2 separate regions of the Homo sapiens genome follow, and region 1 is linked to region 2. A link is a loop called in an ENCODE intact Hi-C map of the cell type or tissue named here. Cell type or tissue: OCI-LY7. All regions are shown on one strand. Each heading gives the region's core, and the rest is flanking DNA. Links, peaks and the distances in the headings are about the cores only. Region 1 overlaps PLEKHG1 (pleckstrin homology and RhoGEF domain containing G1). Region 2 overlaps PLEKHG1 (pleckstrin homology and RhoGEF domain containing G1).

The links. Peaks named below come from ENCODE experiments on the same cell type or tissue, not always from the same donor. Only the 100,000 strongest peaks of a DNase experiment are listed, where the experiment ranks them.
Region 1: a loop joins it to region 2, with 4 times the contacts of the local background. A loop is called at or near these places in 1 of 110 quality-filtered maps.

What each region holds. Positions count from the first base shown.
Region 1 is chr6:150,758,078-150,774,208 of GRCh38, reverse strand. It overlaps PLEKHG1 (pleckstrin homology and RhoGEF domain containing G1), which reads right to left. Exons shown (of 17, transcript NM_001029884.3): 4 at 5,471-5,571. Among named protein-coding and RNA genes, the nearest start is that of MTHFD1L, 100 kb to the left of the region's middle. In OCI-LY7, for the core only: no CTCF peak of the experiment used is centred there; DNase peaks (open chromatin) are centred at 8,628 and 9,038; H3K4me3 peaks cover 1,519 bases; H3K27ac peaks cover 1,538 bases.
Region 2 is chr6:150,616,199-150,627,963 of GRCh38, reverse strand. All of the region lies in intron 1 of PLEKHG1 (pleckstrin homology and RhoGEF domain containing G1), which reads right to left. Among named protein-coding and RNA genes, the nearest start is that of PLEKHG1, 22 kb to the right of the region's middle. RefSeq lists an enhancer at 4,257-5,286. In OCI-LY7, for the core only: no CTCF peak of the experiment used is centred there; DNase peaks (open chromatin) are centred at 3,563 and 4,753; H3K4me3 peaks cover 2,813 bases; H3K27ac peaks cover 4,407 bases.

The sequences.
Region 1 (16,131 bases), core at 3,999-11,998, 140 kb before region 2:
ACCCAAAGCAATAAGACATGAAAAAGATAATAAAGGGTAGAAGAACTGTAAAAGATGACAAAAAAGCTTCCTCATTTTCAGACATCATTGTCTACACAGAAATCCAAGAGATCTATGAACCACTCTTAGAACAGGAAAGTTGAGAAAGTTTGTTACAGTATTGACATATAAAAATCAAAAGCATTGCTAGATGAGGATAATATCCAATTTAAACAATAGAGAAAATGTTCTAGTCCAAATAACATCAAAAGCTGTAAGTATCTAGGAATAAAGTTTTAAAAGTTACATGTATTTAAAAAAACATAAAAGTTACATGTATGAATCTGATGGAGAAATTAGAAAATATTAAAGGAAATTTTAAAAGCTTGCTTGAAGACATGTTTATGGATGGGATGACAGTAATGTAAAGATGTCAATTCTGTTGAAATTAATCTATAAAATTTAATGCAATTTCAATAAAAATCCCAATAGAGTAGTTCAAAGAAATGACAAATTAAAAAAAAAATTCCTTGACAGGGCAGAGTCAAGAAAATCTAAGCCAGTGTTGAAGAAGAGCAATGTATGTGGGCTTGATCATCAGAGGAGTGTGGTATGGGACAAGAATGGGTGGGCCAGTGAAAGAGAACACAGACCCACACATCCGTGTAAGTCTTGTTATTTTTATTTTTATTTTTTGAGACGGAGTCTCGCTTTGTCGCCGAGGCTGAAGTGCAGTGGCAACATTTTGGCTCACTGCAGCCTCTGCCTCCCGGGCTCAAGCAATTCTCCTGCCTCAGCCTCCTGAGTAGCTGGGATTACAGGCACTCGCCACCACGCCTGGCTAATTTTTGTACTTTTGATAGAGACAGGGTTTCACTGTATTAGCCAGGCGGGTCTCAAGCTCCTAACCTCAGGTGATCCACCTGCCTTGGCCTCCCAATGTGCGGGGATTACAGACGTGAGCCACTGCACCCAGCCGAGAGAAGTACTTTTCAAATCAGTGGCTAGCCATATGAAAATAAGAGTTTAGATCTCCTTACTATACACCATGCCTCCATCAATGTTAGGCACATTAAGGACAAATGTGAAAGACAAAATTTTAAGACTTTTAGAAAAAAATAGAGTATATTTATGACCTGAGATTGAAAGGACTTTTTAAAAAAACACAACACAAAACCTACGCACTATAAAAAGTATACTTAGTCAAACTTACACGTTATACAATTTATTTTCAAATAAACCATAATTAAAGTTAAAAGGCATGTCTCACGGTAGGAGATATTTACATCTCACATAATCTGCAAAGATCACTGGCCAGAATTCATCAAGAACTCCTATACAACAATAAGAAAAAGAAATATCCTAATAGAATGGGCAATGGATATGAGCCAGAAAACTGCAGAGGAAATCAAAATGGCCAATAAGAAAAGATGCTCAATCTTAACGCAATTGGCAAAATACAGAGATAGATCATCACCAATGGATAATATACACAGCAGTTAAATGAACTAGAGCTATAAATCCCAAAAACAATGTTGAGTGAAAATAACCTGTAAGCTGACACCATGTATGCCATGTTTGAAATAGGTGAAAGCATATGACTTATTTTTTGAGACAGGGTCTCACTCTGTTGCCCAGGCTGGAGAGCAGTGGTGCCATCATAGCTCACTGCAGTCTCAAACTCCTGGGCTCAAGCGATCCTCCTGTCTCAGTCTCTTGTGCAGTAGGACCACAGGCATGTGCCATCATGTCCTGCTAATTTTTTGATTTTTTGTAGAGATGGGATTTCGCCACGTTGCCCAGGCTGGTCTCAAACTCCTTGGCTCAAGCAGTCCTCCCACCTGGGCCTCCCACAGCATGTTACACATTTTAAATAAATACTTGTATATATAGTAATGGCAACAAAACCATGCTTGGGAAAGAAACAACAAGTTTTGGATGGCAGTTCCAGCACAGTTGTGTACTAAGCCAGGTTACACTGGCTTCCCTGAGCCAATTCTGCACATCTCTTCTTAATTCCATGTTCAGTGATGTTGTGTTAGTAACTTGAAATCTGCTGTGATGGGAGTGTTTATACCACAGAAATCAAAAAACATTATAAATTCCAGATCCTCCCTCCCCTTTCCCCATGCTGGAGAACTGGTTTACCAACACATCAGGGTGCCATTCTCCACAGAGCAGAATGTGACTGGGGAAGGGTATATAACTGGATTCAATATTGTTTATAATATCTTTATGCTTCAAACAAATGTTAAAGCAAATAAGACACAAAGAAAGGAGTAATATGACAAACTCCCATGAGCCACGCCTGACTCTTTGACAGAATGTCTTTCTGTGGTTTTCTGTATTTTGGAAATCTTTACTGAAAAAAGAAACCTAGTCAGTTGAATTTTTCAGGCCAGCATAATACCATTTCTTTATGCCCTCTTTAATTTTAGATTTAAGTCTTGCCTAGTTGGCCACAATACATTATTTTGAAAAACTTGGACCTGAACTAATAGGAGCTGAAAGTTATTATTTCAAGCCCCAACCACAGATTTGCCAGATAGGTGTATCTTTGAAATCGATACACCTATTGATTTGTTGAACCCGGGAGGCGGAGGTTGCAATGAGCCGAGACTGCGCCACTGCACTCCAGCCTGGGCGACACAGTGAAACTCTGCCTCAAAAGAAAAAAGAAAAAAGAAAAGAACAGAGATGTGATTCAGGAATGTAAATCTCAGTCATCTAACTTCTGCAGACGGGGGTCCACTGCAAAGATCTCTTCTTGCCAACTCGTTCGTTCGTTCATTCATTCATTCATTCATTCATTCAAGATGGAGTCTCACTCTGTTGCCCAGGCTGGAGTGCAGTGGCGCGATCTCGGCTCACTGCAACCTCCACCTCCCGGGTTCAAGTGATTCTCCTGCCTCAGCCTCCCAAGTAGCTGGGATTACAGGCATGTGCCACAACACCCAGCTAATTTTATTTGTATTTTTTAGTAGAGATAGGGTCTTGCCATGCTGGCCAGGCTGGTCTTGAACTCCTGACCTCAAGTGATCCACCCACTTCGGCCTCCCAAAGTGCTGGGATTACAGGTGTAAGCTACCATGCCCACCCTCATTCTTATTTTTCTTTAAATTAGGAGACACGTAAAGATTTAAACTCTAGCGATTAAGAGCCCCTCCTGGAGTAAGCCACAACTTCATGAACCAGAGAAGCAGGGCTCCACTCTGGCAGGAGGGCACGTGGCTGAATGCCTGGGGTTTGGAGTCAGAGAGGCTGAGATAATGCATATGAAATGAAAATGTATCTAAAGCTCTACGGCCTCTGGCATGGAGCAAGCACTCTATAAATATGCCCTACCATCAACTCACAGCCAAACCACAGAAGACCTAGGCCAGGGGCCTCCCAGGATCTAGCCCTCTTGCCTCTTTCTGGGTTACAGGACCATTAGTGGACTCTGGAAGGAGAAACTGTGCAGGGGCTCACAGGATTTTATCATCAGCGATTGCACAATGAGGGCTGGCTTTCACACCAGCACATTACTAATGAACATGTAGACTCTGGATTCTCTAATTCAGTTTCTATGCCCTTTCTCTATTTTCTTTTTCTTTCATTTTATCTAGACTGTGTATCTCAACCATGGCTGCACATTCCAAACACCTGAAGACCTTTGAAAAATTCTGATGTTCTGGCCCCACCTCGACCAACGAGTCAGAATTTCTGAAGGTAGGATCCAGCTTCCCAGGTGATTCCAGTGGGTAGCCCAGGTTGAGAAATACTGATGCAAAATACACAAACTGTTTTTCAAAGTCTGAGTCAAATGAAAAAAGTTCTGTTGTAACACTGACACTTCCTACATCCTAGGCTTTCAGAATTAAAGGATAAGCTATTTCAAGTCAAGGAACATTTCTCCCAGAGGTCAGGCTTGTGCTAGGTGTTGGGATTCAAGGATGGCAAAGGATATGTGAATCCTGCCCTCAAGGAGCTCACATTTACCAATTTTAGTAAGCCAAGATGGGTAGGACTGAGTTTGCATTTATAGCTGAGTCACAAAATGACAGGGCATTGCAGAATTTTATAATGGGATTTCACTATCGCAAAATCAAGAGCATCGTAGGCTTATATTTTGGTACTTCCTCTGTGCCGGCACTTTAGGTTTATCAGTTCACGGGAGCTTCACTGTAACCATATGAGGGAGATTTTCCTATTATTTCCATTCTTTCCTTCAATACAAGTTTGGATGCCTCCTATGGGCCTGACACCATTTTAGACATATAGACAATAACAAAACAGACTCCTGTCCTTGTGGAGCAAATGTTTTGTGAGTCAGGGTGGAGAGGAAAGGAACAACAGGCATAATATAAAAGTCGATCATATAGTATGTTAAAAATTGACGAGTGCCATGAGAAAAAGGAAAAGTGGAGGAGGTAAGGTATGTGTGGATACTCAGGGAGCCTCAGCGAGAAGAAGGATTTGAGTAAAGACTTGACATACAGGGGTTAGTTAGTTTCATTCCATTTAAAGATTCACTCAACACATACAGGGGGCTTTGCTGGGATGCAAACTCATGTATGTTGAACAGCAGCTTCTGTGCTGTTAACCAGTCTACGAACTTATGTTTTTCTTTTTCTTTTTTCTTTCTTTTTTTTTTTTTTTTTTTGAGATGGAGTCTTGCTCTGTCACCCTGGCTGGACAGATTGCAGTGGTGCAGTCTTGGCTCACTCAACTTCCACCTCCTGGGTTCGAGCAATTCTCCTGTCTCAGCCTCCTGGGTAGCTGGGGTTACAGGTGTGCACCACCATACCTGGCTAATTTTTGTATTTTTAGTAGAGATGGGGTTTCACCATATTGGCCAGGCTGGTCTCGAACTCCTAACCTCAAGTGATCTGTCCACCTCGGCCTACCAAAGTGCTGGGATTACAGGTGTGAGCCACCATGTCTGGCCCTAACTTTACTTTCAAGAAGTATTAATATAATAACTTATTCATTCACTCTCTGTCTTGTTTACTATTTTAATTTTCTAGCCCAGTGTCTGCTACATACTTACATTTTTAATTAAACTGATTATTTAAAATTATCAATTCAATTGAATTAATATGTTATGACTTGAAGTATGTATTGTGTGTTTACTGTGTCCAGCCCACTCCCCAGGTAGAAGAAAAGTTATAGAAAATTCAGTGTAGCTGGGGATCCTGGAGACTAAGCAAGTACATATTCTTGGATGTCATGTTCATGTCATATTGTGGAAGAAAAGATGTCATTGCCCCACCAGGGCAAATAGGTTTCTTCTCTGAGCCAGGAGGATGGAGAGAGAGAGAATATGGAATACATGTGAGACTCATAAGGAAATAAGGATACTTCCAAGCAGAAAGCTTCTTGGCACAACAGCCCACAAAAATATATGAAGCTGAGTCAGGGGTTACAGGTAAAGTTTCTTAGGCTGCATTCATTTGAGAAATTTTCATAATGCTCGTATGTGAGAACAATCTTTTGAATATTAACTTACCTATTGAAGTGGTAGATATCCTGTATGTTTCCAAAAAGGGCTGATCTTTCTTCGGTCCCCAGGGGAAGTTTTGTTTGGTCCCTGATGCAGTCAAGGTAATCCTGTGAGATCAATGAGAAGGATGCCTTAAACACTCCTGTCCTTTCCAAGTCATCTTTAATTATGCCCAGTGCATCTTTCATATCTGTTTCAAGTAATTATTTTACTAGTGTGCTCATTAACTCTGAGAGTACACAGTTGCTCTCTTATTACTGGCCCTAATACTCACCTATTTATAGAACGAAGAGTTTTAGGAAAGAGAAAGAGTGTGGTATACATTCTGTCTACTCCCTAAATATATTAGAGCTTCCCCAGATGGGGCTACAATGACCATAGTGCCAATAACGTCAGTTTTGGTATAACCACATCGTCTGCTTTTTCTTTGACTGATTTGTATGATTAAAACATACTCTAAAATTCATATAGTGAAAAACCAGAAATAAAAATTCTGAACTGACAGAATTTGTTTTAAACATAACCTTAAGTCACAAAACTATCTGTTGTTAAAACTATAGAACCAAATTCTTTTTCAAATACCAACTTATTTTTTTAAGTGAAAAAAATAAGCATATAACTTACTATGCTGTGTTAATTAGCCACAGAAAACTCTCAATTGATTTTGTATGTTTTAACATAGAAACAGCTCCCAAACAGATCTGCTGTGGATTGAGACCCATAGTGGGTTAAACTGACATAGCTTAGAAGTTATTTGAACTGTTGAGAAAGAGGAAAGCTGCTTTCTGCCCCTTGTGTGCTAAAGAGTTCATAACTGAGTGTTCCCCTTTCCCTAGCAAGACTTGAAAAAGGATTCTGTAGGAGGCAGGAAAACAATACAGAAAAAAGTGAAAACAGCTGAAATAACGTAAAATAAAAAGTAAATACAGTCCTTGCCCTAGGCTGAACAATGAAGTGTGGCTCCCTCCCAAACGTAACATGGCGATCTGCAGCATTTAGAGGAAGTAACCCTGTGAAAAGCCAAGCAGACCATGAAAATCCCAGCACCGCAGCCGCATTCCAATGTCCAACAGCAAACACTGTCGTGTTTAGATGCAGCTAGAGAAAGGAGAAGCTGAAATGTAAGATCCATTAGATAATTGTTTCTTACGCCTTTTATTAATCCACCTTCATTCTCTCATGTTCTTTAGGTTCCTCCAATGCAAAATAGGCAAGGCTTTCATCATTAACTTTCTCAAGTGGCACATTTCACAGTTTGCATCAAATTAGGTTTCGTTCTAGTGCTTTCATACTAAAATCATTGTCATGCATAAACCAATGTACATAAACCTTTTTTCAAAACAAGCTTTGTGGTAACAACTTTTCTTCTTAAGAAAGTAGTCACCTCGGTAAGAAACTAGATTCAAAAGATTTAAAAGTAGTTGGCATTAAAATCCCCAAATAGCTTGGCCTATTCTCCTTACTGTTATAAATGGAACAATCATAAGAGCTTGAGTACCTGCATAGGACAGACAGGCCCAAAAAAGGCCCAAAAAAGAAAAACAAATGGAGGCCAGAATTGAAAGAATGGTACATTTTGAACAACACATAAAACCTACACTCCCTCAAAATAAAGAAATATATTCATTGATATTTCTGTTAAATTACACATGGTCCAAAAGGATGGACTAATACTCAATGTGCAGTGAATGTCTGTATTTAATAGCAGCTTAAGACTTTGCTGGACATTTTGGAGGGCATATTGTACACAAAATTAAGAAGGTAAAACAGAAGGATGTGGATGGGCATGAGCCACACACAGCATGGCAGGATGAGGGGCGGGGCAGGGGTGGAGGGTGCAAGCCACATTCACCTGGCTGAATTCAGAGGCTCTGCAGTGGGGCTTAAAGAGAGAATGAACAATCCTTTCTCTCACTTCAAGAGCGAAGCTTGCTCATTTGCAGAAACCTGATACTAAATTCTTCATGTGAGAGAAAGGTTGAGTTAAGGGGCTTAAAGAATTTCATCTGGGGTTACAGACAAAGAACCATGGCCAGCATCCAACAACTGATGGCCCATCGCCAGCTCAAAGAGTTTCAAAAACCTCAGAGTCCATGGCAGAGAAACTAAATTTTAAAAGTTGCTTGTTTTCAGAAATTATTGAGAAAACAGATCGTGAGGAGTCCACATTTTTGTAGACCACTCTAGAAAACAGATCAAAGTTGTATGGTCATAACTTGTTCCCCCCCACTGATCATAAGTACATCTTTTAAATCTAATACTTTAACCCTAGACTAGCTCCTGAAAACTAAGGCAGCATGCCCTGCATTCACAGCTGTAATCATCTGTAGCCAAATGAGTGGTTTGAAGCTCAGTGATAATAACAGTTCATTCTGCGCCCGAAATGACAGTGTAAGGACACCAACGAAATTTATTAGAGCCTGTCATGCTGCTTATTAATTTTATTGGCTTGATGTCAGCACCTATGGTTACCCTGCTGTTAACAACTATGAAGGATCAATTTAAAACTTTTGCACTGAAAACAATTATTCTCCAAGAGGATCAAAGAATTTACCCTAGTTTGGTGAGGGAAGGAGCAGAGAGTACACACAAAAAAGGGCTTTTCACCATTTGAATGATGTTCTGTGATTTAAAATTTCTCCTATTTACTTTCTAATCAGTTTATGTCCTTAAGATCTCTACCATTATAAGATTTGCACACGAGCAGCCTCCTCTAATTAACTTTTTCATTCCTTGTAATATGTGTTATTGAAAATATCCAAGTAGATATCCAAGTAGATCTGACTTGGTCCTATTCAAAGTATGGGAAGTGGGCAGGAGCCAATTTGCAAACTGTTTGCTGCTGATCTACAAGGAGATAAGTACAGACATCAAGTAAGCATGCAGAAACTAGTTTACAGAATGATTTAATATCAATCTAATAATAAATTTGTGCTTGTACTTTGTACATCTTATTCTTCTTCTAACTTTTCTAGTATTCTTTTTTAAATTGTATTTTACAAAAGAATCGGTGTGTGATAGATGGAAAGAAAACACACACACTTGCCCCTCACCATGGATAGTTTGAGAAGCTCTGATCTACATAACCATCCAGCAGGGACATGCTATAGAAAGAAGAACTGAGACTGAAGGCAAATTCAGCGCCCTTCAGAGCTTACCTTATTTCTATGAGATGCCCGGAAATAGGTTAGTTAATAGCTCCTGCACTTCCCTTCTTCTTCTGATATCACATTAAATTTTTTTTTTTCTTTGAGACAGAGTCTCACTCTGTCACCCAAGCTGGAGTGCAGTGGCACAATCTCGGCTCACTACGACCTCCACCTCCCAAGTTCAAGCGATTCTCCTGACTCAGCCCCCTCGAGTAGCTGAGATTGCAGGCACGTGCCATCATGCCTGGGTAATTTTTGTATTTTTAGCAGAGACGGGGTTTCACCATGTTGGCTAGGCTGGTCTCAAACTCCTGACCTCAGGTGATCCACTTGCCTTGGCCTCCCAAAATGCTGGGATTACAGATGTAAGCCACTGCACCTGGCCCTGAGAAATAATCTTTTTTCATTTCTCCAATCCCTCTACCCTTTCTAGAAAGTAGTCTGTTTACCCAAAAATTTGCCTTTCAAATTTCATGTATTACGTTGGGATGCCTCTGAAACTAGAATAACTTACATGTGTATAGTAATTTACAGTTTAAAAGCACATTAACATTCATTTATACAAGCCTTCCTCCCATCTTTTTATTTTGAGGATGTAATAATGTGTGCCAAGTGCTGTTTTACAGGATAAGAATTAAAAAAAAATGCATAAAACATGATCCCTTCCCCCAGCAAGCTCCCGGTATAGTTGAAGAGCCAAGTGTAAACAAATAAATAGAATAGTGTTTTGGCAGCAAGACTGATAGAGATTCAGTTCACAAGAGAGGGCAGGAAAGGCGGAAGTGGTCCGTTCCAGGGAGGGGAGAGGCTTCACAGGGAAGGTGAGGGTGGAGCTGAATCTTGAAGGATGGAGTTTCAACACAGCGAAAGGAGGAAGAAGACAACATCTAGGAGGCCAGAAATGGGTAAACAAAGGCACAGGGTAACAAAAAGGACACTAAAAGGAGTTGAAAAGGGCTAGATTTCAGGCCAGCCAGATGTCAGGGTTGAGACCAGCTGGACAGAGCAGGGCGTGCGCCTAAACACACAGACCCTTGAGGGTGGGGCTGCACTGCTAGATGAGGCTAAATGGGGGCCGGGACAGGTCATGCAGAATCTTCCACGCTACATAGCTGGTGGTAACCACTGAAGCGTGTGGTGAGATTAAAGATGGTTCCATCATCAATAAAGAAAACAGGGCCGGGTGCAGTGGCTCATGCCTGTAATCCCAATACTTTGGGAGGCAAACACAGGTGGATCATCTAGGGTCAGGAGTTCAAGACCAGCCTGGGCAACGTGGTGAAACCCCATCTCTACTAAAAATACAAAATTTAGCGGGGCATGGTGGCAGGCACCTGTTAATCTCAGCTACTCGGGAGGCTGAGGCAGGAGAATCGCTTGAACCCGGGAGGCAAAGGTTGCAATGAGCTGAGATTGCACCACTGCACTCCAGCCTGGGCAACAAGAGCTAAACTCTGTCTTAAAAAAAAAAAGAAAAAGAAAAAGAAAATAGGAGAGAAGCTATAAAGCTGCTGGGGAGGCTGGTTAGGTGATGCATGCAGCAGACAGGTATGTGCAGACCAACTCCTAACCCTGAGTCAGGTGGAGAGGAGAGGTATTTAATGGGATGTGGAGAATAATAGAAAGCATGGAGTCCAGGGTGACAGCATGGTTGAAGTGACTGATCAGCCATGTGGGCTTTCAGTGGAAGGAAGTCTGGGGCTCCTCTCTCTTCGTCACTTCCCACCTTAAGGAGGAAGCTGCTGTTTCACCAGCTCCCAGGAAGGATGCTTTCTCATCCACTGTGGCATGAGTGAGTTAAAGTCAATGAGTACATGGGGACCCATCTGTCTCCTCTTCCTTTTGGCTGTAGCATGGAGACAGCTGGGCTGCTCCCTCTGCAGAGAAGGACCCATTGGCTTCTCTCCTCTGATTTTCCTTCCTAGGTGGCTGGTGAGGTAAAACCAAGCCAGGGCCAGCTCTAGCAGGCCCCATCTGCAGAGGCCTGGGCAGGGCTGTTCTGAGGTTTGGTACCCCCTGGACTGGACTTCTTCAAGCCAAGATGAAAGGTTGAAAGGCATCTCTGGGGGTTTGTGGTGACAGGAGACAGGCCTACTTTTGGCCTAGTTAATCCAGATCGTAGATTTCCATGTGCTCAGGCTGGCTCATTTTGTTCTTGCTAGGGCCCAAGCTCTAAGAAAAAACATGGGTTTGATTTTCCAGCCATTGTCCTTTGCACAAAGAGTGCCCTTACAGAACATTGTGACTGATAAGATATTGGTTAAGGCCCGGGCACGGTGGCTCACACCTGTAATCCCCACACTTTGGGAGGCTGAGGCAGGTGGATCACCTGAAGTCAGGAGTTCCAGAACAGCCTGGCCCAGCATGGTGAAACTCCATCTCTACTAAAAATACAAAAATATTAGCCAAGTGTGGTGGTGGGCAGCTGTAATCCCAGCTACTTGGGAGGCTGAGGCAGGGGAATTGCTTGAACCTGGGATGCGGAGGTTGCAGTGAGTTGAGATTGTGCCATTGCACTCCAGCCTGGGCAACAAGAACAAAACTCCGTCTCAAAAAAAAAAAAAAAAAAAAGAAGCTTTATCCCTCCTGTTGGTGCTCAAAGGAGAATGAGGGAGAACATGTAAAAGAAGTTCAGAGTTTGACCATTTAAGTGCTACAAGAATTATTTACAAAGTACTGTGAGAGTACAGAAGAACACACTGCAAATGAAAGAAGCCCTTTATCTTTCTTCCAAATAAGCCACTGAACAGGGTATAATAAAATGTCCTGCTGTAGCCTATAGATAAAAGTATCAGAAGTCCAATCTTAAGTGAATCTCTTTTCTCTTCTTTCTCTGTGAACACCTAGGGAGGAGGAAGTTACAGCCAAAGAAACAGGATCTGGGGAATGGTGGTCTCCGGCCACTGCATTAGGCTGGATACAAAAGCTCTTACTATGGAGATAGAGTTTTCCCTGGGTCCATACAGTCTAGACCCCACACCACAGAGAAATGTACTGAAAATCCAATGTAGAAGGAATGGGACACAATCTTTCTGGCAATAGCTTTGGGCAGGGGGAAGGAAGGAGAAGAAAGGGAAGAAAGAAAAAGAGAGGGTTGGGCCGGGCACAGTGGCTCATGCCTGTAATCCCAGTACTTTCTGAGGCCGAGGCAGGCAGGTTATCAGAGGTCAGCAGCTCGAAACCAGCCTGGCCAACATGGCGAAACCCCGTCTCTACTAAAAATACAAAAAAAAAAAAAATTAGCCGGGCTTGGTGGCGGGCACCTGTAATCCCAGCTACTTGGGAAGCTGAGGCAGGAGAATCGCTTGAACCCGGGAGGCAGAGGTTGAAGTGAGCTGAGATTGCGCCACTGCACTCCAGCCTGGGCAACAGAGTGAGACTCAAAAAAAAAAAAGAAAAAGAGAGAAAGAAAGGGGAAGACAAAGGGGGAAGAAAGATATGACAGAGGCTGATCTTACTGGTAATGTGATGTGTGGAACTCTGTTAACGGCTCTGAGATGCCTGAGTAAAAGAATAAAATATCGGGTGGTTTCAGCCTCATTTACCAACTATAATACTTGCAGTACATAAACCATTGGTAAAAAATGTCAGGAATGGCCTTCTTGTTAAGCTGTGACAGATGATACATGCGCCTGTTCAGTCCCCTCTATTGTTTTGCTACCTCCTCCTGAAAGGGGGAGAGCTGTGAGCTTTCTCATAGTGAGGAGATGGGCCAGCTGGGCCTAGGAAGGGGCAGGAGGTGGCAGCTCTTCCCAGAAAAAGAAACTTGGAACAGGAATTCTGTTAAAAATAGAAATGATGAGTAGAAAGAGAAATACATCTTTGCTTGAAGACAATTAGGAATATTTGTTTGGTTTTCCCTTAAAGACTTTAAGCAAAAACACATCTATGAACAAGAAATTAAGAAATAGAATTAGTATTAATATGTTAAAGTTCTTAAAGCAACAGGACGCCCATCTTTTCCTACACTTCTGACAATCATTACCGAAATCAATTGTCTTAGGCCAGGTGTGGTGGCTCACCCCTGCATCCCAGCACTTTGGGAGGCCGAGACAGGTGGATCACCTGAGGTCAGGAGTTCGAGACCAGCCTGAAACCCCGTCTCTACAAAAATACAAAAATTAGCTGGGTGTGGTGGCACAGGCCTGTAATATCAGCTACTCGAGAGGCTGAGGCAGGACAATCGCTTGAACCTGGGAGGTGGAGGTTGTAGTGAGCCGAGATCGCACCACTGCACTCCAGCCTGGGTGGATCACAAGGTCAAGTAATCGAGACCATCCTGGCTGACACGGTGAAACCTCGTCTCTACTAAACATACAAAAATTTGCTGGGCATGGTGGCGCATCCCTGTAGTCCCAGCTACTTGGGAGGCCGAGGCAGGAGAATCGCTTGAACCCAGGAGGTGGAGGTTGCAGTGAGCCATGATTGTGCCACTGCACTCCAGCCTGGGCAATAGAGTGAGACTTTGTCTCAAAAAAAAAAAAAAAAAAAAAAAAGAAAAAAAGAAAGAAATCAATTGTTTTCATTTACTTCACAGTGATGTCATTTATTGACTTCATGTGGATGTGTATAAATGTACTGAAACCTAAAAAAGTTATAATAATGGAAAAGCAGTTTGGTATAAACATAACACTAAAATCAGTTCCTTATATTACCTTTCGGTATAACAATTAGAAAAGTCCTTATAAGAGGCCTTTTTACAATAATAACGTAGCAGAAAAACTTAATTTTGTTGCCTTGTTAAATATTTATTTTCGAAATTGCAGTTTCCAAATTACATTGACAACGTTCTCATATGCCAAAGTGCTTCTAAAACTGACAGAGGTAGACAGTTGGCCATGATGAAGTCCTGTTGCATACTGAAATATCTTTCCAGACCTATTTGCAACCTCCCATTACTGTTTTTTCTATAGTGTAAATCCTATCATTATTTCTAGCTACCAAAAAAAAAAAAAAAAAAGCAAAGCATTTCTGAAATAATCTATGTGCTGTTGAATGCATGTAAATACAAAGTCTTCGAAGACTATGTATTTTAAAGTCTTCAAAACGGGCCACCACCGTGTTTACCAGAATCCCCTGGAGTAAAGCTCAGTATGAGGCTGCTGTGGGCATTCACTAGATAGAAATTTGAAGCAAGTTTATTAACCACTCCTTTGAGAATGATCCCTCCAGTTGACTTCCTTTCCTACAACTTTGTCTTCCTTGTCATCAGGTTAACTTTACACGCTTTTTATTTCTTTTTTAAACTACCTTTTTACTCTCCAGGTCCCAGGCCAGGTAAGGAAGCAGACAGACACAATTAAATGTGGCTATAATCCTTAAAGTGGAAAATGGGAATGGCTGGTGAGGTGGTGGAGGAATGCAATGTCTTGGCAACACTTGACGCATCTGAAAATAAGAAACTGATTCATCTTCATTATAATCAGAGGACTACTGGTGTAATTTGAAACATGGTGATTAAGGAAAATTAAGTAAAGCCCAAAGGGTTTTTAATATGGGGAAAAAAATCAGTAAAATAAATGTACATTATTACATAATCTGAATTTTAACTCCTCACTGCTATTTATCATCATTATTGGTTTCTCTTTTTTCTTTATTTTTGTTTAGAGACTGGCTCTGTCATCCAGGTGAGAATGCAGTGGCTTGATCACAGCTCACTGCAACCTGGAAATCCTGCCTTAAGCAATCTCCCGCCTCAGCCTTCCCAGTAGCTGGGGTTATAGGCTCACACCACCACACTGGGCTAACTTTTCTATTTTTTTGTAAAGATAGGGTCTCACTATGTTGCCCAGGAGACTCCTGACCTCAAGTGATCCTCCCACCTCAGCCTCCCAAAGTGCTGGGCTTATAGGCATAAGCTACCACACCCGGCAATCATCATTGTTGTTATTTTAAAGTTTATTGCTAAGCACTGAGCTGTCTGCTTTATATGCATTCTCTCATTTCATCTTCACCGCAACCCTAGGAGACGGGTCCCACTCATCCCATTTTCCCGGAAGCTGAGAAAGGCTCCATCACTCCCCTGAGGTCACACAGAGAGTAAATGCCTCAAGCCATGCTCAAACCAGGATCTGCTGACAATAGCCTGGGCACTGAAACCCTACAGGGTCACTTCAAAGGTTTTATACCTTAACACAGTATATTTAAACAGGAGGAGGGGTTTGCTGATGATTAATTTTGAGAGTTAAAGGTAATTTTTATCAGGTGTCAGGTAGGAGCCAACCAAAAACAGCCACCCTGATTGACTAGGCACCTCCCACCTGCCAAGATCATCACAGGCTATATCTGAATTAGGATCAGTCCCATTCACATGCGGTACCCACTGCCTTCATGTTTTCATATGTATACATCCCATGGCATGTTTTCCTTCAGCCAAGCACACCAGCTTTCAACCATCTGCCACGTTCAAGACTGGCTCATGAGTTCTCGTCCTTCCTTCTCACTAATGCATGCCTTTACACTCCTTTAAGACATCCCATTTCTTGCCAGCCACCACACGGTGGGCCACTTGATCCCTCTTTATGGACAAGTCTCTATATACCTCGTCCCACAGAAACACACTCCTTCCCCAAACCAGTCACAGGGAGTCAGGGCAGACGCATTCGATCAGCTCTCTGAGCACCATGCTACTTTCAAGTAATATGAAATCATGACATGATGGGGAGCCTGGAAAGCAGGGTGTTTTAGCTCTAGAGAATTAGGAATCATTCTGAAATGAAGACAAATCAGAAATGAAGAGAAAGATGGAAGCTCTGAAGAGAGCCTTCAAAGGAAAATGCTCACGTATTGAAATGGAAACATACAAAGAGGTTCAGGAGCTGTGTAGAAGAGCATCCGTATCACAGACAACATATGAAAAAAAGCTCAACACCACTGATCATTAGAGAAATGCAAATCAAAACCACAATAAGATACCATCTCATGCTTAGTCAGAATGACGATTGTTAAAAAGTCAAGAAATGGCCAGGTGTGGTGGCTCACGCCTGTAATCCCAGCACTTTGGGAGGCCAAGGCAGGCAGATCACCTGAGGTCAGGAGTTTGAGACCAGCCTGACCAACATGGTGAAACCCCATCTCTACTAAAAATACAAGATTAGCCAGGCGTGGTGGTGTGTGCCTGTAATTCCAGCTACTCGGGAGGCTGAGGCAGGAGAATCACTTGAACCTGGAGGCAGAGGTTGCAGTGAGCCAAGATCGTGCCATTGCACTCCAACCTGGGCAACAAGAGTAAAACTCTGTCTCAAAAAAAAAAAAAAAAAGTCAAGAAACAGATGCTAGCAAGGTTGCAGAGAAAAAGGAACACTTTTCCACTGTTGGTGGGATAAATTAGTTTAACCATTGTAGTGATTCCTCAAAGATCTAGAGGCAGAAATAGCATTTGACCCAGCAATCCCATTACTGGCTATATACCCAAAGGAATATAAATCATTCTATTATAAAGATACATGTGTGCGTATGTTCAATGCAGCGCTATTCACAATAGCAAAGACATAGAATCAACCCAAATGCCCATCAATG
Region 2 (11,765 bases), core at 1-8,000:
GAAGTCTGCATCCCATAAAACGCCCTGCATATTACTCAGCAGCACGTTTGGAAGACAAGGCAGCAGTTGTTTATTATTATCTATGTAATCTTGGATTTCAGTTTCTAATGATCACAGATGGCAATAAACTCTTCCACTAGTGCTCAAGGCAAGAGGGTGATGGAAACCTTTCCTAATTGTGGCAAACATATGTTGACACAGATATTTATATGCAATTCTGCCAGGCAGGATACATTTATATCCAGTTTTATTATACTTGTGATCCTAAAAAACAAAATCTATGTGTCAACGTTGGATTTTTCAGGTATGCAGTCATTCTCTTAACTTCCTGCTTGCGGACTAGTAAATACTTTTTTTTAAGATTACGGTTAAAAAAAAGAAGTGCAGTTTCCCAGAAGAAAACCAGATGTTTAAGTTTTATTCTCAAAAATGATGTTGGTGTTGATTTTTTTTTAAAGGCCACTGCTATTTGTAAGCTCAAGTTTTGTTTCTCTTCACCCTTGGGATCTGCACTACAATAATCTGTGGAAATGTCCACCCTTCTGAGTGGAAGAAACCCTGATAACCTTATTTTTGAAGAAAAATTTTCAATCAGAACAGAGAATATTGCAGTGTTAGCAAAATTAAGGAGTAAAGTGATGCTTTTGAGTCACTCATAAGTATATTTTAAGAATAGATTTTGCAGATTTTAAATACAGCTTAGGAAGAGAAATGATTAAAAACTTGACATCTCTGACTGCCACAAAAAGTGCCTTTTAAGACCTAAATATTTTTTATCTTTCAAATAAATATTTTGTCCAGAATTTGACACAGTATAAACAAACATGTCTGATATGGACTTGCTGATTTAACTTGTTGTATCACATCTCTTGAAACAGGGTTCACGAGCAAATTCTTCTTCCCTTGATCTATTACAAGAGATCACGCCACACCCCAGAGTCCCAGTGGTGGCCTTCCCTCGCCCCTTTTTCCCAGCATGTCCCATGCACTATAAAGAATGGTTTAGTTGCTACTATTCTTTCACAAGCTTTCCTGAGTTTACTAATGGTTGAGCACAAAGATATTTAACTTCAGGTTATAGTTTCATGTAACCTAGACCTACAATGGGGGTAAAAATACAAAACACACACACACGCACACACACATACACATACACACACACAGTGTGGTATGCAAATGGAATGGAACTACTCTTAACTCTTGGTAGGATATTGTCCTTCATGAATCTCAAACGATGGGCTTGAATTGCTTGTGTGCCTTTGAGCCCTTCTGAAATGGAATTTACACGCACCTCCCCAAAGAGCTTTACTTATCTTGGGTGGTGTCATGAATGAACCTTAGAAACAAAAAATGCTTGCCAGCAGGGTACATCTGAAGCCCTTAAAGCATCAGAAAATGTGAATTAACCAACATGGTGCAGCAGGCCGGAGATTTACCCTTCACTCCGGAGAGCCCGGCAGTAAACAGAGACAGAGCACATGTTCTGGTGTCCCCAACGCCCCTTCGCAGGCAGACACACAGATCGAGACAGACTCCTGATCCCGAGGCGTCAATGGAACGTCCAAGGTCAGCATGGCGAGTTCTCCTTCAGGAGAGACCACACTGAAGCTCAGCTGGCCATGGAACTCTGAGCCTTCGCCTGAAGGCCTCTGAAGATAACACCCTTTCTTTAGGCAAATCTACAGTGCCTTAGTATCTCTCTCTATTCCTTAACGGAAACAAAATATGAGCCTTCTTACAGACCCTTTTTGTCTTTCTTGCTGGCCCTCAGGAGATCTTATGCATTTTGTACAACAGACCCCCCGCCCCCCGCCCCACAATGGCCTATGTTGCATAACTTACTTGCCATCGTGGTGCCTTTGCAGTTTTTTCATCACCCCCACAAACACTTCTGCTGGTATGGAACCTTTGAAATTAATGTGCAATTCTCTATCACTCCTCATCCCAACATATTTCATCATGCATCCCCCCATGACATCTTCCTACAGAACCACAAGCCATTATGATACCTGAAAAAAGTACCAAGAATTCCATAACATCATCTAATATCCAGTTGTGTCTGTCATGGGCTGAAGTGTGCCTCCCCCAAATTCATATGTTGAAGTCCTAGCCCCTGGTAAATGAGAATGTAACTTTATTTGGAACTAGGGTCTTTAAAGAGATGATTGAAGACTGGGCATGATGGCTCATGCCTGTAATCCCAGCACTTTGCAGGGCCGAGGTGGGCAGATCACTTGAGGTCAGGAGTTCGAGACCAGCCTGGCCAACATGGTGAAACCCCATCTTTACTAAAAATACAAAAAATTAGCCAGGCATGGTGGTGCATGCCTGTAATCCCAGCTACTCAGGAGGCTGAGGCAGGAGAATCACTTGAACCCAGGAGGCAGAGGTTGCAGTGAGCCAAGATTGCACCACTGCACTCCAGCCTGGGTGACAAGAGTGCAACTCTGTCACTTAAAAAAAAAGAGAGAGATGATTAAGGTAAAATGAGGTCCTTAGGATGAGCCCTAATCCATTATGACTGGTGTTCCCATACTAAGAGGAGATCAGGACACAGACACACACAGAGGGACCACCATGTAACGACACAGGGAGAAGACAGTATCTGCAAGCAAAGGAGGCCTCAGAAGAAACAACCCTGCGAAGAAACAACCCTGCTAACACCTTCATCTTGGAATTCCAGCCTCCAGAACTGTGAGAAAATATATTTCTGTCATTGAAGCCACCCAGGCAATGGTACTTTGTTATGGTAGACCTAGCAAATAAATATACTCTTCTAAACTTATTTTATAGTTTTTAAAAAATCCATTTTTTTTTTTTGAGATGGAGTCTCACTCTGTAGCTCAGGCTGGAGTGCAGTGGCACGATCTTGGCTCACTGCAACCTCCGCCTCCTGGGTTCAGGCAATTTTAGTCTGGCTAATTTTCATATTTTTAATAGAGACGGGGTTTTGCCATGTTGGCCAGGCTGATCTCAAACTTCTGACCTCAAGTGATCTGCCTGCCTTGGCCTCCCAAAGTGTTGGGATTACAGAAGTGAGCCACCACGCCTGGCCTAAAAAAATCTTTAATTAACCAAATTTTATCCATTATACTTAGTTGTTATGAAAAAAATCACAGGCTTTTATTTCAGCCAAACTGGATTTCAAGTATGAAATTCGTACAAGGTGCCTTTGAAGTGAATTCCTTATTTCTAGGCTTCACTTTCCTCATCAGAGACACCAGCCAACACTGCCTGCTGTTGTTGAAGTGAGGCCGACTGTGGTGACAACTGAGAAAAAAAAAATTCTATGAAAGTGTTGGTGCATAGAAAGTTTTCAGCAAATGTCCCTCTCATTCCTTAATCCAAACAGAAATCCACAGGTTTCTGTTGGAAGTAAGGATGAAGAACTGATGGCTATGCCTCCAGGAGCCATCACGATGATAATCATCACCCTACTGTACTTTGCAAAGTAAAATCGTCCTGGCTGAATTTCTTAAGAGGCTGTCCTATAGCAGTCACATTGCTAGGTGCTCCATAGGACGGAAGACCTCCTTTACTCATGAAGAGTAAGAGTCCTTTACTCATGGGGCTCGAGTGTTGAGGATGTGGGAGGGAGAGGCAAGGTTGCCTGCAATGGGAGTCCCTTGTTGGGGAGGGGAGGATCCTGGAGACAAGAAGCAGAGATAGGCAGGGTGTGAGGGCCCCTGAGCGAAGGCAGCAGCACCCCCAAGGCCCAGGCACCTCCAGACTGCCTGGAGCACAGGGCTTTGAATAGGTCAGTATTGGGAGAAAGACCTGGAACAGGAGGTTAGGGTCTTATTCAGGGATGAGGCTCAGAATGAGAAATGTGTAATAAATTCTACAGCACCATGTAGTCACTGCAGGATCTTACATGAGGATTGTGCCTAACATAGATGATCCTTTTCAATTAGCCATCGCTATGGTTCCAGAAGCTTAAGAAACCTATAATCTAATACATTAATCTGATAAGGCGTTATTACTGCATCCAGCTCAACTGCTGTGACATTCTGTAACCACTGTGCACAGCTTAACTGGAGATTTAAGACACATTGAAGATTCTGTTTTCCTCCTTGAGTAGGTGTTTTTAGGTTGATATAAAACTTCATCATACATACACATGCACAGTGACCTCCAAAAGCCCAATACCACAGGGCAGCACGGTAAACAGGTCGCTGCAGCCTCGGATGCTCAGAGAGGCACATGACAAACGTGTGGGTCTGGCTGGGTGAAGACAGAGGCAGTGGCAAGGCCATGCGATCCAAACACAAACCTCGTGAATAGGCTGAAAAAGAGCACCACAATTGTACAGTGCACACGTGGGGGGCCTGAGGCCAACTCTGCTGTCCGTTTGCAGTACGCGCAAGGGCTGAACACTGGATTAGAAGGGAAGAGAACTAATTTCTAGTTCTGCTTCTACTACTTAATAGATACGTGAGTTTGAGACCTGGAGTTCCCACTGGAAAACTACAGAGAATGCCAGTTGACCTGCCTCATCATCTGATCATTACAGGCCGCCTGACACATAAAAGGCATGCGACATTTGTTATTTGCGTGATGTGCTTGCCCGTTAAAAGGGTGCTGATGGAGGACGCAGGTGCTACCTTCTCATAAAACACTACTGAAGAACCCAACAGCCAAGCTCTCACAAAACCAGGTCAAGTGTTTTTCCCCAAGGTTATTTAACTTGCAAAATGAAATGAAACAAGACTTCCCATCTGTTTTCCTCTTTCTGGCTGCACCTGTGTGGTTGAAGGCAATGATAACATCAGATGTGATTTCAGTGTCATTTGATGAATTATATTCAAGTGAGGCCTGGGGTAGGGAGAAGTGAAACCTCAAGAATGTGTCATTGACATACAGGATACTTAACACAAACAACAGAAGCAGAAGTGGCCTCAACAAGCTTCTGCGCTCATTTCCTACAGAGAAAAAAAAAAAAAAGATGCTCATTAAGAACCCATATCTATTGGACACAAAAGGAAGTGCCGCCTCCCCTCTTCTCTAATAGACTGGCTCAAACAATGCAGTTGACCAAGTCTTTTTCCCTGAGAGGGGGGATGCCACTACAAAACTCCCTCTTTGTTTTTCTATCTTCTAAAAGGGTCTTACATGGTATTACGAACTCAGGAGATCTTGAGAGAAACATTTGCTGATTTTAAATTTCAACTTATAGAAAAATTGTCCAATCTCCTGCAGTGGCAAAACACCATCAACACAACGAAATGAACCTAGGGCAGAGGATGCCTAGAGGAACACATCCTGTAGAAGTAACTTGTCCTTGAACAAAACCTGTTGGAGGTGATTAGGGGATCCGTCAGAGGTTCCTACTAATTCTGTCTACACTGGGAGGGGGAGGCTGGTGAGGGGTGGAAATGGCATCTGAGTATTGTCTTATTACTGAAGGGTGGGCTCTGGGGTTCATCCCAGTAACCTAACTCAGAACAGTGGTAGGGTGGGGAGAATTCCGGAGGTGGCTCTATGCTGCCTGGGAAGCTCTGGCACCAAAAGAGTACCCATGGGGAATGGGGTACAGGCACAGGATGGGTGACCCACCAAGCTGCCCACACACTAAAACACAGCCTGGTGTCTCTAGTCATTTTGATTTTTGCAAATTTAAAAAAAAATTAAGGCTGGGAATGTTGCCTCTTTGTTACTGAAAGTAGTATAACATACTAATTTATTATTCTTTACCTTTGGGCCAAAATTACCCCTCACCACAGCATGTAGAAGAGTGCCCATATAACATGTTGGCTTTTATTGAGATTCATTCACTTAACAAAATTATATACATCTGAGACCCCACAGCATGATAGGCTCATTCAGCTCTCTGCTCCCTTCCGTCTGATATAACACAAAGTGTTGGCTGGCACAACCAAGCTGACCCCAGGTGTGGACAGAGCTCTCGGAGGAGGAAATGGTATTAGGGAGAAGTAAGGGAATCAGAGCCTCAAATATGAGTTGGATTCAAATGTGCATCTCTTACCTACAGCTCAAGGTTAACTGCAACTCACACAACAGTTCTGGACGCAACACGGTAAGACCAGGTAATGAACTGTAACGTGTTCAAGTCATAAGATGTTACCTTAGCAGAAAACAGACATCGAAGTAAACAGAACAAGATGTGTAGCACAAATGATGACAGATGTACATTTGGACAGCACTCATAACCATATATTCAAATAGGTCACTAATGGTCCGTGTTATTGCTCAATAACATCATCTACACTCATTTAGTATTTCCCAGTTTTCAAATTGCGGGCTTATAGTGTTTAAAGTGATTTGTGCCAGCCAGGCATGGTGGCTCACACCTGTAATCCTAGCACTTTGGGAGGCTAAGGCTGGAGGATCACTTGAGGTCAGGAGTTCAAGACTAGCCTGGCCAACATGGTGAAACCCCGACTCTACTAAAAATAGAAAAATTAGCTGGGTGTGGTGGCATAGGCCTGTAATTCCAGCTACTCGGGAAGCTGAGGCAGGAGAACCGCCTGAACCCAGGAGGTGGAGGTTGCAGTGAGCCGAGATTGTGCCACTGTATTCCAGCCTGGGCAACAGAGTGAGACTCCATCTCAAAAAAAAAAAAAAAAATTGATTTGTGCCACAAAAGCCCCTGAGGTGGTAAAACTAATAGGAACCCATGTGTCAAAAAGGGAAGCTGATATTCAGAGAGGTTGTGACTTTTATTATCTCCTAGCAAAGCAACAGCCCCAGAGTCTGACACTCTGGAACACGGCCTTCTTGCACAAATGCTGGACCCTCACCAACCATCATTCCTGTACATAATTATATCAAGTCCTACTACTTCTACTTGTCAGGCCCCACTCTAAGCACATTGCCAGTATTAATGACTCTTTGCAACAACTCCAGGAGTTTGTGACCATTATTAAATTCATTTTAAAGGTAGAAAACTGAGGCACAGAGAGACTAAAGTCAGGAACTTAGAGATTCAATCCAAGAGAGGCCAAAGGTTTTCCCTTGTTGTCAGAGGCAGGATAAATTGCATTGTTTTATTTCCTTCTTCAGGTTATGAACAACCAAGTTTTATTTGGGTGTTCCTAAGAGAGACTCTCTCCAATCTCAATTCATTCTCTCTCCCATTCTTCATGGCACTGATCATTTCTCATAATATCTGATGTTCCCTTGTTTGTAATGTCTCTTGTAGAGATTGCAAACCCCACGAGGGCAGAGCCTCCGTTCTGTCTCCCTTATATCCCAAATGCATGGTGCAACTGATTGATGCCTGGCACAAAACGGGTATAGAGATATTTGCTGAATGAACACACATATAGACATACAGTCCTCCTAACAGCAGAAATAGACCAATTTTTGAAAATAGGTAAGTCAAGTCAGTAAGATCTGGCAATTTAAAAGACAAGCAAAACAGAACACACAATTGGCTCTGTTTACCCTCCAGTTGGAATAAGTGGGTGTGGAGGGCCCGATGGCCATAGAGGGAGTGACAGTGTTTACATAGAGCCCTTCCCCTCTTGCACAAATACTGAAGGGGTCTGGGGGGACAAAGGACAGGCCAGGTTGCAGCAGCAATCTCTTCCCTGATCAAGACCCACTAGGTCTGGCCTGGGCACAGCCTGGAGTCAGCAGAGCTGAGGTGCTTCTGAGTAGCGGTGTCTTCCTTGGAGAGAAACGCTGTCAGGCCTCCCAGTATTCAGGGCTCCCTGCCCAGGGCCAGTGAAGGACTTTGGGAAATACAGGCTTAGAATTATTTCTAACAATCAAACCGAAATTGTTGTTTTTCTTTCCATTCACCCACACGAAAATCCCCTTTCAGATTAAAAACACAATAAAAGTTATAAAAAATATACACAAGAAAATAAACACAATAAAAATAAACACAAAGACAAAAAACAAAAATATGAAATGTGTAATGATTGTGTGATTGTGACCAAATAAACGATAATACATATACAGAAAATGCAGCATCATAAATGCTGGTGTTAATGAGATAACAAAAACGTGTGGAAACACTCTCCTTAATTCAAAACACACCTTTTAGGAAAAAGACATCAATTTATGCCCTCAAACTATAAGCAGTCAAGCAGTAAATGGGCTGTTGTCTAAAAGACCTGTCATCTCAGCCAAAACTGAGAGCTGGTTTTTACCATGTGCTCCTATGAGAAGTGGAGTAGCGCTATCCTAAGCCCTGGTCCCTGGAGCTGTGAAGAACATAATGTAGAAGGGTGAAAGAAAAAAGAACCTTTTTTCTTTTATGACTGGCTAAAGAAAGCATCCAGAAGCACACATTTTATTTTCTTTACCCCTGTACTTCCTCTCACTCCTGCTCCATAAAAGCTGCCTTATGTCTGCAAAAGCTCCCTGCTCCCAAACTGCCTTCTATGCCCTTCATCATCTGTTCCCTTGGTATGAAGCATCTCAGTGGGTATCAGGAATAAAGCAGTCAACACTCAATTAATTCAGATGAAACTGTGTCAGAAAAACATCTATGACCAGTTGTATGAGTTTCTATTGCCCTCCAAGGCAGCAGGAATTTGGAGTCACTGGTTTCCTGAGCTGGATGATGGACATCAGAAAGACACAAGGATGAAGAATGCTTTAAAAAGACTCTACAAGGCAGAAGAAGGGAGAATGAAAGAATGCAACAGCATTTATGGGGCAGAGGGCAGGGAGGTGCGGAGGTGGGAAAGGCGAACGCAGGCAGGGGTGCTAAAGTGCAAAGGAGACCACTGGAAGGAGAAACTGAGTGCAAAACTCAGATGACCTTTGAACGCCCTCCCCTAAACCCAAACGTCTCTAGCTCAAATGGATCTCTCGTTGAATTTTGAGAAAGGGCCATCATTTGAGTCAAATTGTCCAGGATCTGTTCCCAAAGTAAGTCTGAACTGTTTTTTCTTTTTCTTTTTTTAGAGACAGGATGTTACTCTATTGCCCAGGCTGGAGTGCGTGGTGCAATCACAGCTAACCACAGCCTTGACTTCCCGGGATCAAGCAATCCTCCAGTCTCAGCCTCTGGAGTAGCTGGAACTACAGATACTGCCACCATGCCCAAATAATTTAAAAAAAATTTTCTTTATAGAGACAGGGTCTTGCTATGCTGTCCAAGCTAGTCTCGAATGCCTGGTCTCAAGCTATCCTCCCCATCTTGACTTCCAAAAGTGTTGGGATTTTGAGCATCCAGCCTGTTTTTCCCTTTCCATCATTTCTTCCCTTTTATTTCTGTACCAACTCACAAGAGCCAGCTGTTAAATGTCAGAAATTTTGTAAGCCAGGTGTTGAAGCCATTATTAAAGAGTAAATAATATACATTTAAAATTAAATAAATCCTATTAAAAACAAAGGTATAATGCCCAAAACTCATCACTTCTTAATTATTTCCCTGCATTTTACTATCATCTATGCTCTTAGGGTTATTTACATCTATTGCATCTATGTGGTAGAGATACTAGACAAACGGTGCAATACTGCACATCTCTTCCCCACTCTGAATTTAATGTCACACTGGCAGCTTGATATCAGCCACAGTGGGAATATTTCCACACCATGGATATTGGCAAACATTACGAATCAGGCCTGGAGAACATGTTAATAATACAGATTAAACATAAAGATGTGCTGTGTCTGTAGCCACCATGTTGTATAAATAGCACACACAGAAAAAGCCAAAATATTCATCCAGCATTCAAAAACAATCATTCAATTCAGCAGAGGAGTCACTCGTGTCACTGGCAAATGAGTAAAGTTCTGACATCATCTTCATTGTTTCACTTTTGTCTTACTCATTAATGTAAAAGAAAATATCAAACAATATTCAGGTCAAAACTACATTCACCTATTAATAGGTCAGTTACTAACATAAAAAGTTTGCAAACATCAACAAGAGCTTCTATGAGAATCAATATAAATTACTATTTGCAAATTGTATCACACATTCTATGAGTATAATTTATAATAAACTTATATGTATATGTGTGTATATGTAATGGCTCATGTGTGCATACACACTCACACGCATGCTGAGTCTCCCACCTCCATTCCAGTAGGTTGTTAAACATTAACCAGCACACACCATATAAGCTTTCCAGTGCTCCTGTGTTTCAATGTATTCTTGCTCCCCTTAAGACCTGTTCCCACACCCCAGGCCTTACACAAAACAATGGCTGCTGATATACCCATCAATAAGCTGCAATAGGTTTGTCTGTCAAATGTCCTCAAAGAATGGAAGGAAATCCTCTGCATTTTAAGCCCTGGTGAAGGCTCTCTTGCCTGGCTTCACAAGCTGACTTAGAGCAGTTGGCAGCTGTATTCACCGCTCACCATCAGGATCACTGTTCTCAACTTTCTTCGGCAGCCGGAAAGAGATAAACACCTTCAAATTAGCCCCAAACCTTACTGAGTTCTATGGGAAACAGAGACAAGGAGATTTGGAGGTCTCTACTTCCAAAGGTTCATGACATTAACAGTCTTCTTCTAAAAGCCTCCAGACTTTTGAGGTCATTAAAAACATTTAAAAGTACAAGTGGATTCTGCCACACTCGTAATTAACTGGTTAATTACTTCTCATCAATTTACTTTTAAATTTCACTAGGGCATCAAGTTTGATTTTGAAATTCCAATAGAAACAACAATTCCGTTGACTCAACTGGAGGATAAAAGCGCTGTCTTAGCAAAAACTTTTTAAAAAGGAAGTCTCTTAATTCTTCTCTGGGCCACCATGAAAACAAGTGTGATTAAAGTGATTGTTATTCTTCAAACTCAGTGAAGCATAATGGATTCTATAATCTTCACCAGAAGCATACCACCAAATGAGTGTTTTTTTAACTTAACAAACCCTCCAAACTCAGGATACCCTGTTACAAAGGATTTCCTGTAATTCTCTGGGAATATGCAATGCAAGAAAATTCACAGAATTTAAATATCTGAAAATATACAACTTACATTAATTGCACTTCTTCAAATTCTTAATGTTGGTAAAAATCATTATATTCCAAGTTCTTGATTTTCTTTTTAATCTTCTTGATATTTAAATCACATCTCCCTCAATTGAGGTCATAATTCTAGAACTTCAACATTTACCAGTGATTTTTATAGATTGAGAATACTGCAACCTCAATCATTTCTTTAACAAATTCAGTCTTTCAAACAGGAGTCTGATTAGTACACCTCTTTGTGAGATGAACGTGTTCTTACAAGACAGTAAGCTGAAGCAGGCAAGTAGTGCATATTACTTTTCAGGGTTTCCTGATGTCACCATGAAAGATTGATAACCCAAGAAGACTCACATCTTTAGACGTTTCCTCTCCAGAAGAGAATGCTTCTGAATTTTTCAGTAAACAACCCTTGCCAAATGAAATCTTCATTGGAAATGCCTAGTTGTTAATTAAATACTAGCTCTAGTATTTATTTGTACTTAAGTGGGGCATCCCACCAAAAGTTGAACATTTTAAATATGGCTTTTTTTCTCTAGAGAAGACACCTCAATAGTTGATCAAGTACTTTAATAGCCAACATGAGCCCCAGCTTTGCAAGGCACATGAGCAGTACAGTTCAGCAATGCTGGCCAAAGGCATCCTTGCCTCCCTCCCAACTGCCACATCTTCTAATGGTACCTTCCTTTTCTCTTCCCAAGTGAGTGGTCTGCCAGCTACTCTTTCCTTCTACAACAATACCATCCTCAATTTTAACTAGGTATGTAGCTGCCTATAACAAAGATGGCATGTCTCAGGGCAATAAGATAAGAGAACTTGGTCTCTAATTGCAGAGAGCCACCTACACTAGCCTTGGAGTGACTA